Linked DNA regions of Homo sapiens: region 1 is linked to region 2. A link is a contact called in ENCODE Hi-C or POLR2A ChIA-PET data. All regions are on one chromosome and are shown on one strand. Each heading gives the region's core, a stretch centred on a gene start or an enhancer-like site at or near the end of the contact. The rest is flanking DNA. Distances are from core to core; before and after follow the strand shown. Region 1 holds the start of ADD2 (adducin 2). Region 2 holds the start of TGFA (transforming growth factor alpha).

What was found. Hi-C counts contacts between places; a loop is a spot of excess contacts on that map. ChIA-PET counts read pairs that join two places held with the same protein, here RNA polymerase II (POLR2A). Pooled maps may share reads with other maps.
Region 1: a loop to region 2 is called in a map of naive thymus-derived CD4-positive, alpha-beta T cell, with 3 times the contacts of the local background. The contact joins the promoter of ADD2 here to the promoter of TGFA in region 2. A Hi-C loop is called at or near these places in 1 of 168 maps with a recorded cell type or tissue (naive thymus-derived CD4-positive, alpha-beta T cell) and 6 of 50 pooled maps. POLR2A ChIA-PET finds 5 or more read pairs at or near these places in 1 of 52 experiments (WTC11).

Annotation. Positions count from the first base shown.
Region 1 is chr2:70,764,022-70,769,755 of GRCh38, reverse strand. ADD2 (adducin 2) reads left to right here and starts at 1,556. Exons shown (of 16, transcript NM_001617.4): 1 at 1,556-1,870. RefSeq lists enhancers at 316-880, 1,290-1,855, 1,856-2,421.
Region 2 is chr2:70,549,413-70,555,168 of GRCh38, reverse strand. TGFA (transforming growth factor alpha) reads left to right here and starts at 1,343. Exons shown (of 6, transcript NM_003236.4): 1 at 1,343-1,441. The coding sequence starts at 1,402. It overlaps LOC124907824 (a long non-coding RNA gene), which reads right to left and starts at 2,461. Exons shown (of 2, transcript XR_007086906.1): 1 at 1,777-2,461. RefSeq lists a silencer at 1,213-1,282.

The DNA of each region.
Region 1 (5,734 bases), core at 307-2,806, 210 kb before region 2:
CCTGTTTCTCAGATCTCATCACCCATTAGCACCAAAAGAGCTATGGCTGCCAGGAATGACTCAATAAACATAACACGTCCTGGCTTCTTTGACCAGACAGACCTAGGTCCTGGGGTGGGGAGGGGAAGGGGTTTCATCTTGTGTGGCTGAGCCTGTTGTAATTCTTCTAGCAGGTTTTGACAGGAGAATGGGGAGAAGTCTTGTGGACTCGGTGATTCTGAATGAGAATGAGTGAGAAGCTCTGAGTGTGGAAGGAGGGTGCAGGGACCAGGTATGCATGTATGTTTCTTGGAAGGGGGGCTGAAGCAGAAAGACAAGTTTATCCTGGCATCTAGGGTTGTCGTTAGCATTTTCTTTTCTAAATCAGTAGTAGCTCTCAGAGTGGTGTTTCTAAAGTGTTAGTGTGCAAAGGAATCACTAGGGCTGCTTGTTAAAATTACCAATCCTGAGCCTACCTCCAGAGATTCTGGTTCCACAGCAGCACTGTGGTGGGGGCCAGTGACTTTTGTGGGGGTGTCTGAGGGCTGTGGTGCCCCAGAACCTGGAAGGGCAGAGGGGCCATGATCAGGTTTCAGATCAGTGGCCAGAGGCTTTTCTGGAAGCTGTACATTTTCACAAGCACATTTTCAAAAGCCCTTGGAGAGGATGTTGATTGAGGGGAGTTTTGGGGACTGGTGGAGATTATGGGGGTGAAAAGTCCAGAGCTATCTCTTAACACCCCTACTCTCTGAGGGCCAGGCCTTGAAAGTATTGGAAATGGGAGGTGCCTTAGGTACACTGTCATTTTACAGAGGAAGACAACGAGGCCCAGAGAGGTTAAGTGGGTTGATTAAGGTCTCACAGCTAGTTAAGAGCAGCTCTGAGACGGCAACCGAAGTATTCTGGTTCCCTATCCAGTTCCCCACTCACTACACACCTGTTCCTTCTGGGGCGGGAGACCTGAGGAAGGAAAGGAGTGAGAGGAGAATGTAGTGAGAGTTGGAGAGCGTTGGGTCCACAGCCCCCAAGGGCAGGGCCACAACAAAAATGTTGTCCTGGTTGAAAAGGAGTGAGAATCAGGACAGGGAGAATTTTGGTTTGGAATTCAGTCAAACAATTGCTATTAAAATCACTAATAGAATTATCTTCCGAAGGCTAGCTGTCCTTTCCAGACGAAAAGAAATATTCCAAGTCTAAGACTTTTGCTTTCTTCCTTCCAGGGAGAATACATTCCCCCAAGGGAGCTCTGTTTCAGATTTTCTCCCTAGTAACAGACTCCCCTGCTTAGCTCTGGCCATCCCGGGTAGTGAGTGGTGCGGGGCGGGGGTGGAAGGGGGCTGGAAGCCTGGCTAGGGGGGTCTGCGGCGGCGCGGGCGGGGGCGCTGCGGGGAGGAGGGGGGCGCTGCGGGGCGGTAGTGGGGGTGCTGCGGGGCGAGGCCGCTGCGGGGCGGTGGGGGGCGCTGCGGGCGGGGGCACTGCAGCACCGCGGCCCTCGGGCGGCCGGCGCGGCCTGCTGGAGGGGGCGCTGTGGGCACCGCGCAGCGGCCTTTTGTCAGCGCGCAGGGCCAGGAGAGCTCTCATTTCCTCCCAGCCTCGTGCGGGAAATGGCTTTAATTCTGACGGCAGGGCTGTGAGGGACTAGCGGGAACCCGAGCCTTTTGTCAAGGAACTGCGGCGTCGGTGGCCAGTCATCCCCGCCGCCGCGGAGCCGCTGCACTGCTGGGGGATCTCCCAGCAGCTCTGACGAGCGCGGGCTGCAGCATGGGCAGAAAACGCTGCCCTGCAGATTAGCTGGGTGGATTTTTTAAGCGCACCCCACCCCCCAAACCCATAAAATAACAAAACCAACCCGCAGTGGCCGACCGGAGATAGCTAAGATGCCGCGCAGGAGGTAAGGGTCTGGGGAGCGGGCCTGGTGGGCTGCCTGGGGTCGCTGGTCTCCTGGCGCGGAGACCCTGGCATCCCTCGGCCGGGCGGGAGCCGCTTGGCCCAGGTGGGGCGCGTCTGTTGCCGAGCGCGTCGGTGCTGCAGCCCTGGCCGGCAGCGGTGTGTTTTGCGCCTAAAGGTTTCTGGTGATGATGTAGCATCCGAGGCTCTTAGGAAATCGGGGCTGCAAGCACTGGCCCCTGCTTGGGGATGGTGGGACCCTCGCCCGGAGCGTAACGCCTGACAGGTGGGGCTTTCTTTTGGGTCCGAATGGAGGGGCGGCAAGCCTCGCCTCGCCTAGCCGGGCGGGGCCGCTCCTCCCCTCCCCTCCCTCCCCTCCCCTCTCTTTCCTTCCCGCTCGGCCGCCGCCCTCCGGGGTAGCGGTGCGAGGCGGGCTTGGCGGGGCTGGGCGCGTCCCCCGGGGCCTCGCGATCGCTGGCTGCGCGGCGCTCAGCCGCAGTGGCCGGCCGAGCAGGTGCGGCGTCGGCAGCCGCCTACATTGAGATCGGGGCAACCGGCACGTGAGCGGGCCTCGTGGGTTTTGATTTTATGCGGCTCCACCACTTTGGAGGGAAAAATCCCACTGTACCCGAGGGGGTCTTGCCAGTCTGTTTCTTCCATCTTCCCTCTCCTCTCCCTGCCTCCCCTCCCTTTCTGCAGCCGGGGCGGAGGCCATCCCCGGTCCCGGAGGCGGGAGTCGGTGTCTGCTTATTTTTAAATCACACCACAGCCTACCTGGTGTTGGGGGGAAGGGAGGGAGGGGCAGACTGCTTTAGGATGCAGATCAGGCTCTCGGGTCTGGCCTATTGTCTTGCCTTTTCTCTTCCTTCCTTTTCTCACCCCTAATCTCCATCTCTTGCCCAAAACTAAAAATAGAAAATAGGAAATAGAAATAGAAAATAAAAAAGCAAGCTCCAGCCCACACCCTATCAAATTCTTTAAAAAACTGTCATTTATCTCTGACACATGATTAATACCCATCTGTTTCCTTACACCCACTCTTCCCTCTTGCTGTTTGTCGTCTAAGATTCAACTGACTCAGATGAGCTTTATCGATAATAGAAATCAAATCTCAGTTTCCTAAATGCACATTTCGTGCTTCCCGAGTAACCCAAAAGGAGTGGTTGGTCTGGCATCCTGGCAGAAGCAAAGGGATTGGAGAGGGTGCAAGCAACTGCTTTCATGTCTAGTTTGTGGATCTAGCTGGGATTCCTGAGATGTTTAACTTGTGCAGTGAGGGGTGTTCTCATTAATGGCATTAGAAAATTATGTTCCGTTTTAAGAGAAAAATAGCAAGTCAGCATTTGAAGTAAAAGTGTTTTAAATGAATCTGACCAAAGAAGAGAACTATGACGTTTCAGACTTGCAAATAATATCTCCATTAGCATATGAATAATATATGTTAGAGACTTAAAAGGGGGGTTTAGACCATTTAATATTTTTACTTTATAAGGTTCTACTTTAATTGTGTAATGTGATCAAACTTTTCTCTGTAGAGACTTTTCTCCTATAGATCAGGATCTTGCCCAGCCTTTCTTCCCTACTCCTCCCTGCATAGGGCACAAGTAAAAGCAAAGTTTTCATTATTGGTATGATGTCAACACATTTTGAAAAACCACTAAAGATAAATTATTCTTTGATCCAAAATCCATAAGAATTTTGTAGTAAGCCCTATGTTCTTTCTTGTCCACCAAATTGCCTAGCCTTATTAGAAATATGCTTGTCATATACACAATGTACAACAATGCCTGACATGATATGCTGTGGTTTCTAGGCTTGGATTGAATTTGTTTTAAATATTAGTATAGTGTTGGAATTAGCAAATCTCAGCTATTCTTAAGGTTAACAGTTGAGCAAATGTGTTTGCTGGCAGTGGGTTTAGTGTTAAGATTTTAAATATATATAAAAAAGACTAGTAGATATATTTATTTATTACCACCTCTTCCACAAGGGATTTAAGATAGTTTACAGGGATTCATAAATATGGCAAGGCAGCCTAACTTGGAAGTAGTTGGGAAAGAAAAAAGGACACTAAGGGTGGAGTCATAAAATGGTCTTAAGCGTGAGGCTGATACAAAAACATGAGCATGAGACCTTCTACAATGGCTACGGGCAGGAAACAAAAACAGCTCTAAACTTTCTTGCAGCATAAGCAAAAAAGAAATTGACGAACCCATGGCTTATATGTTTTATTTATTTGTTAAACTCATTCACACACTTCTTCACTCAACAAACATTCAGTGAGGACTTACTACGTGCCAGGTTCTGTAAGACGTACTGGGAACAAAGGGATAAAGCAGATAGACGTGGTCTGTGTCTAATGGGCGCTTAAAGACAAATGCAAGAAATGGACACTCATCAAGAAATCTCTCAAATGAATATATAATTACAAATTGTGATAACAGCTATGTGGGAAAAACACAAAACACAAAACATTATATGGCCAGAACATAAAAACACAACAATTCTTTTTTATTTTTTATGTTTTATATTTTTTTGAGACACAATCTCATTCTGTTGCCCAGGCTGGAGCGCAGTGGCATGATCTCGGCTCACTGCAACCTCCACCTCCTGGCTTCAAGTGATTCTCACGCCTCAGCCTCCCGAATAGCTGGGACTACAGGTGCGTGTCACCACGCCCGGCTAATTTTTGCATTTTTAGTAGAGACGGGGTTTCGCCATGTTGGCCAGGCTGGTCTCAAATCCTTGGCCTCAAGCGATCCACCTGCCTCTGCCTACCAGAGTGCTGGGATTACAAGTGTGAGCCACTTTGCCCAACCAACAGTTCTTGATTCCGAGACCAGAAAGGAACTTTTTCCTAATGTGACATAGTGTTTGAAATGATGCCTTCGATCACCTCCTCATCAGACACAAGGACAAGTTTCATAGGGTTGTTTTTCACAATGGCCCTCAGCATGAGCTAATGATATCATGCCACAGGTCTCTCAGCCCCCTGGGGTTCTGAAGATATACGTATTTTGAAAGATCTGTGTATTCTCTGACATTAGTGGTTTTATTCCAGTGATAATCTTTTTTGCGGAATCTTGCTCTGTCACCCAGACTGTTTGAGTAGGGATCTTGCTCTGTTACCCAGGCTGGAATGCAGTGGCATGATCATAGTTCCCTGTAGCCGGGACCTCCTGGGCTCAAGCGATCCTCCCACCTCTCCCTCCTGAGTAGCTGTGACTACAGGCATGAGCCACTATGCCTGGCCTATTCCAGTGATAATCATAAATAATTAGCAGTAAAAATGTGTTCTGGATCATCTTGATGGCAAGGCTGAAACTGATGCTGGAGTCTGCGTTTGCCTTTGTATCTTTCCATTTGAGCCATGGGCAGGCCTGGTGGCTCCAGCCACAGCCTGGGTGAAGGGAAGGGGAGTTGGAATAGTGGAGAGAGTGAGTCTACACAGGACACACACAACTTGCCAACTCCAAAAGAACAGCTCCTGGCGACCACTGCTCTATTGGCAGGGATTGAAGATCTCACGCCAGTTCATCTTTGTATGGATCAAGTTTGCAGCAATTTATTAGCAGCAGATGTAGTAAAAACACAACAGAAAAGTTGCTGTTGTGGATTTTAACAATATTTGAATTAGATCTTCATTTAATGCATATTTAGTAACTCTCCAATAGGTACCTTACATCTAAGAAAATGAGATGGGGCCGGGCGCGGTGGCTCACGCCTGTAATTCCAGCACTTTGGGAGGCCGAGGCAGGTGGATCACCTGAGGTCAGGAGTTCGAGACCAGCATGACCAACATAGTGAAACCCCATCTCTACTAAAAATACAAAAATTAGCTGAGCATGGTGGTGGGCAACTGTAATCT
Region 2 (5,756 bases), core at 94-2,593:
TCTATTGAAAGGAATGATTTACACTGGTGCTTCCTGCCCAAATGTTGAGACCAATGGCCTGGTGCTTCCTTCTTGAAACTAGGTTGCTCTACTTACATGAAACAAACTGGGCAGAGGTCAACCGTGAGAGCCTGAGCCTCCCCAAGTAAACAGCAAAAGATTCCCCAGGCCCAACAGCCCCCACCCCCACCTTCAAGGAAAGTGGATCTACCCGGAGCACGTAGGCCAGAGGAGGCAGGAGAAGAGGGTCAGTCCGTGAGCTCCGGGTACCTGGAGAACATGAATCTCCCGGGTGTACTGTCCCCATGAGGGTCACCGAGGAACCTATGGATCTTCCACTCTTCGCCCAGAATGTCTTCCCTCTATCCCCTCCACCTCCCCAAATTCCAGCACCAGGGGCCACCTCAGAGCCACAAATCCTGAAAGGACCACCCAGGTGACTCGGGCCCACACACCCCTCTTTCGGGGTACACTTGGTGGCAGGCTAGCAGGCTTTTGGCCTCAGCTGGTGGTGCCATATAACCAGATTCGTCACAGAGACCCATTTTTTATCAGTCCCAGGCCAGAAGTACGAAGACTGATCTTAACGATGTGGCCTGCCTGGGAGGTAAGGCGGCAGGCGTTGCCAGAATTGATGGGAACTGTGGCACAGGTGGGAAACCTGGTTTAACAAATTCTTCATTGATTCAGGGGACCACTTTCCTTGAGCCAAGTCTTGGCAAGCGGCCGGCGAAACTCACAGGTCCCTTTCCTGGCTGCGTCCCCAGCCTCCAGCCTTCCCCGCCCCAGAGATGCCCCAGGAGCGGCCCCTCGGTGTAGGTAACGGGTGCCCGGGCGGCTCCGCTCCGCCGCCTAGAGCCTGGAAGCCGCCACTGCGGCCCAGGACAATCCGGCTACGCGGCCGGCGCCGACCCCGCACGCTGGAGTCCGCTGCCGCACGGCGCTGGCAGTCGGGGGTGGTGTCTGAAGTCAGGCGCTTCCTGCCTTTTCGTCGGCCCGGGTGCCCGGCTCGCGCCGCCAGGCTCTGGGATCCCAGGTCGCCCCGCCCAGCAGCCCGCGCCCTGCTCGGTGCGCTCAGCGTCCCCGCCCCTTACCCCAAACCCCCACCCTCTGTGCCCTCAGGGGGGCACCCCCATCGGGGCGGGAGGGGGGGGTCAGCTGTGCCCCGGTCGCCGAGTGGCGAGGAGGTGACGGTAGCCGCCTTCCTATTTCCGCCCGGCGGGCAGCGCTGCGGGGCGAGTGCCAGCAGAGAGGCGCTCGGTCCTCCCTCCGCCCTCCCGCGCCGGGGGCAGGCCCTGCCTAGTCTGCGTCTTTTTCCCCCGCACCGCGGCGCCGCTCCGCCACTCGGGCACCGCAGGTAGGGCAGGAGGCTGGAGAGCCTGCTGCCCGCCCGCCCGTAAAATGGTCCCCTCGGCTGGACAGCTCGCCCTGTTCGCTCTGGGTACGTACGCCGGCTGCGGCGCCCCCTGCGCCGCGCGACACCCTGCTTCCCCCGGTCCCCGCCGAGTTCCCCTTTCCGGGGGTTTCTGCGCCCGCCTGGGAGAGTGGAGAGAAGCGAGTAGTCTCAATGGGTTGGCGCCTGGGAGGCAAGGGGAGTCATTAAGAATGACAAAGAGGGGACTGTCCGGTCGAGCGCCGAGGCTTCCCCGGGAAAGTGGCTGCCTGGGCCGTGCGTGAGAACACCTGGGAAGGGGAAGCGGAGTGTGAACGGGCTTGAACTTTAATCCGCCGCAGCTGTGTGTCTGCTCAGACACATGCCTACACCTACCTGCTTACCTGGCTGCCTCCAAGCCCGGCTCAGCCGGCGTCGCTGGCGTGTAGACTGGGCCGCCTCGGAACGGGGGCCGGCGTCTAACCCTCTGGCCGGGTCTTGCCTGCGCCCCTTTGGCACCCCCTGCCCACCTCTAAGCCCCAGCGACGAGCAGAGATGTTCAAGATCGGCAGAGGCGCCCTCGATCTCTTTTCAGAGCTCTTGAGCTTTGGGGGTAGGTTTTGGATTTTTGGGCGGATTAATGGTTCCTTTAATTAACTTCCCTGGGAGAAGTGGTTTCGGTGTCCGCCGAGGGCAGGAGCGAAACCCTAGACCGAGTGTTGCCAGTTTCCTTTGAGTATGTCCTTGGAAATGAAGGAGGGATGGGAAAGGTGAGGGGAAGTTAAACCCCTCTCCCGGGTCGGGTCTGCGGAGCGGTGCGTTTTTTGGCGGTGAAGTTCAAGGGTCTGTCTGGACGCGGTGAGGGCGCAGCGCCGCGCGCCTCCTGGCCAATTCTTGCCCCTTGTGCTGGTGGGTCTCTCTGGTGTTGAGATAGCTGATCAATAGCGCAGGTGTCCTGGTTATTGCTAGTCTTCCGTGAAGTGAATTGTTCGTTCGATATGCCCCGAGTTTAACCCGTATAGCATGCGGCTCGCTGCAGGGTGGTTAGAGTCTGTGGAAAGCCATGGAACTCCTCCCCAGAAATGCCCAGAGCCGCAGCCTCACCCAGCTCCGTGTACAACTACAGGGGGTTCGCGGCCCCGCCTGCAAGCCTGCCCTAGAAACGCTGATTAAAAACCGCAGCAGAAGGGGAGGCATCCTGTAAGAGAAATACAAGGCAGTCTTGGAACCGGATGCTCCCAGCTACACCCTTACCTGAAACTCACCAGCAGGTAACATGGGTATGGGAGGCTTTTCCCCCACATTTTTGAAGAATTGCCTTTTTTGTGTGCATGTATTGACTGTTGCTCTGATTTAAATTTTAGAAAAAGCAATAAAACATTACCAATACAAGGGAAGCTTCCTGGATATAATTATCCCTTGTAATGTTTTTGCAAATAATAGTAGTAAGTAGTAGTAGTAATAACAGCTGATGCTATTCGAGCATTTTACTCTGTGTCAGACACAGTCCAAGTGCTTTACATTTATTCATGCAGTTTTCACACCAACCGGATAAAGAAGGTGTTAATATTATTCTCATTATATAGCAGAGGAAAGTAAAGCACACAGGGTCCACAGTAAGTAACTGGACCAGGATTGTCGAAGAACGTGGAAGGAATGTGAATATGAAAAGTCACCTAACTTGTGGTCATTATAGTCCCATCTCTCTTTTGGGACTTTGCCTTAAAGAGAGATTATGTGGAATACCCTGGAACTTGTTGTTAAATTGAGTTTCCTATTGAATTCCTGGGATCTCAAGGTGGTTATTCGGTAAAAATTAGAGGCAGGAAATGATGAAGATAAGCACATTTGAGTAAGTGTTTGAAAGCTGTCCCTACACCCCACACTCCCATCCCAGAATTCTCGCCCACAAAGACTGCATTCATTCATCATGTAATTTTTCTCTTTTGCCTGAATGTTCTTTTCAGCTTGATCTTTGTTTCCTTCTTTAAGAAAATGATGTATAAACTTTAAAAGATTGATCAATATGTAAAAACTTGCTCACACAGTTCCAAAATGTGAGCAGTTGAAAAAAGTGGAGAAAAAAAAAAGGCAGGAGTAATTTACACCAGTGAGGACTCCTTTTTATTTATATGTCTTTAAAAGAAAAATCACAGCTGTGAGTTCTGTGCGTTTACTAGAACTGCTGCCTCCCACATATAGCTTTACTTTGCACATTTCCTTCAAAGCTGCTTTCCCCTCTGATTTTTCTTAAATAGTTGAAGGCAGTTCCAGGAGAATCAACCAGTGTTCCATCGCTACCCGAGATCTAGGAAACCTCCGTGGGGCTAGTCTGAGAAGGAACTGGCTGTTAGGAGTCTCGGTTAATGTTTGATTACTTGGAACCTGAGCATTGATTAATGTTTTCAGTAAGAGAATGTGAAGACTGTTGCCCAAATGGCAACACTGGAAACATAACCCAGGTTCCTGTGGTGGCTGCCCTCCCATGTCAGGTTTCCATCACTGGCAGGCAGACCGCACGGGGGCTTGGCATTTCCAGTTACATTTCCTCCTCTGTGTTCACGGAGCAAGATGTGTGATCTTGGGCAAGTTACTTAGCTTTTCTATGCCTTGTTTTTCTCACCTGCAAAATGGGGATATTAATAGGGTTGTTGAATATATTTAATGTATGCAGAAGGGTGCCTGGTATGTAGTAAGATCTTAATCTTATCATCATCATCATTGTTGTTGTTACTTTGGGCCCCATAGAATTCCAGACATCATTGCAGGTTATGTGAGTTGTATAACTGGGAGAGTTTGTAGGTTTTCGTTTATCTCATCTCCATGCTCTTTACCATTCCTTCGAAAAATATCACCCAACCTAAAAACCTACCTAGGTAATTTCTGGTGAATATGATTTGGCCAATGACAAATTCAAGCAAATCTGGAGGGTTTTTTTGTTTTGTTTTCTTTTGTTTTTTTGGTTTTTTGTTTTTTGAGACGGAGTCTCGCTCTGTCTCCCAGGCTGGAGTGCAGTGGCGCGATCTCGGCTCACTGCAAGCTCCGCCTCCCGGGTTCACGCCATTCTGCCTCAGCCTCCCGATTAGCTGGGACTACAGGCGCCCGCCACCACGCCCGGCTAATTTTTTAAATATATTTTTAGTAGAGACGGGGTTTCACCGTGTTAGCCAGGATGGTCTGCATCTCCTGACCGCGTGATCCACCCACCTCAGCCTCCCAAAGGGCTGGGATTACAGGCGTGAGCCACCGTGCCCGGCCCTGGAGGTTCTTTTAGACATCATGAATTCTTTAATTCTTTTTAATTTAATCTTTTTTAATTTTAATTATTTAATTATTTAATTTTTTATGCAAATTTTTTGTATCTCCTTTAGTATTCAACGATCAGTTGTTTATGGAAGTTAGCACTAAGTTCCAGTTTTGTCATCTGTAAAGTGGGAATAATAAAACTGTGCCCACCTCACAGGCTGTTGTAAGACTCAAATGAGATGGTAAATATGGAAGCTATTTATAAAAAAAAATAAGGACTGCACACAAAATGCAACTGATCTTATGATACAAAAATGGATTTTATAATCCAGAGATAAGCTTTATTATTTTTATGGCAACTCCCGTAAGTAAGGACCGAATGTGGACCTAAAGAATGATGTCATAGGAAATGAAGTAGCATTAAGGATGGGCAGAGGCGAAATAGATCACCTTCCCTGTTTAAGTCAGGACTGAGGGACCAGTACGGGAACTGAAAGAAGACGTTTCTTTTCTCTATTACCTGGACGTGATGTCTTTCAGAGTAGACAGTGGAGGTTTTCCTAGGACACATGTTTTCCGTATTGGGCAGCCATAATTAGGGAGTGTTCACTTAGAACATGGGCTGTAAAGCTGTATATGGAAGCCTTAGAGGCTGAGTTTTCCATATTTGCTTTTCCAGATTTTGGGTTCCTCAGGATAAAGTGATCTTTCTATAAATACTCAATGTCCCCTGCAAAGGGGACTTTTCTTATAGGAATAAGTGATGCTTCTTGTTACTGTTACTGTGGCAACATATGAAAAATAGATGACTTTTCCATTAGGCCTAAGGACCTTTTCAAAGTGTGTCTTGAACAAGGTCCTACTCTTTGCACTGCCCTCTAAAAGGGATGGGCAACGGGAAGAGGAGGTTTGGTTAATGGAAATGAAAATGGCTTGTACACACTGAATTAGGCATCTTGTGCTTGGTGTCACACTCAAAACCTCTGTAGTATCCTCTACAGCAGGCCTTACATTGGAATGATCTGGAGGGCTGGTTAAAATGGATGGCCAGGCCTCCTCCACTGCGGTTGTGATTCAGTAGGTGGGAGGTTTGCCTGGCTGACAAGTTCCCAGGTGTGGCGTATGTTGCTGATGGGGA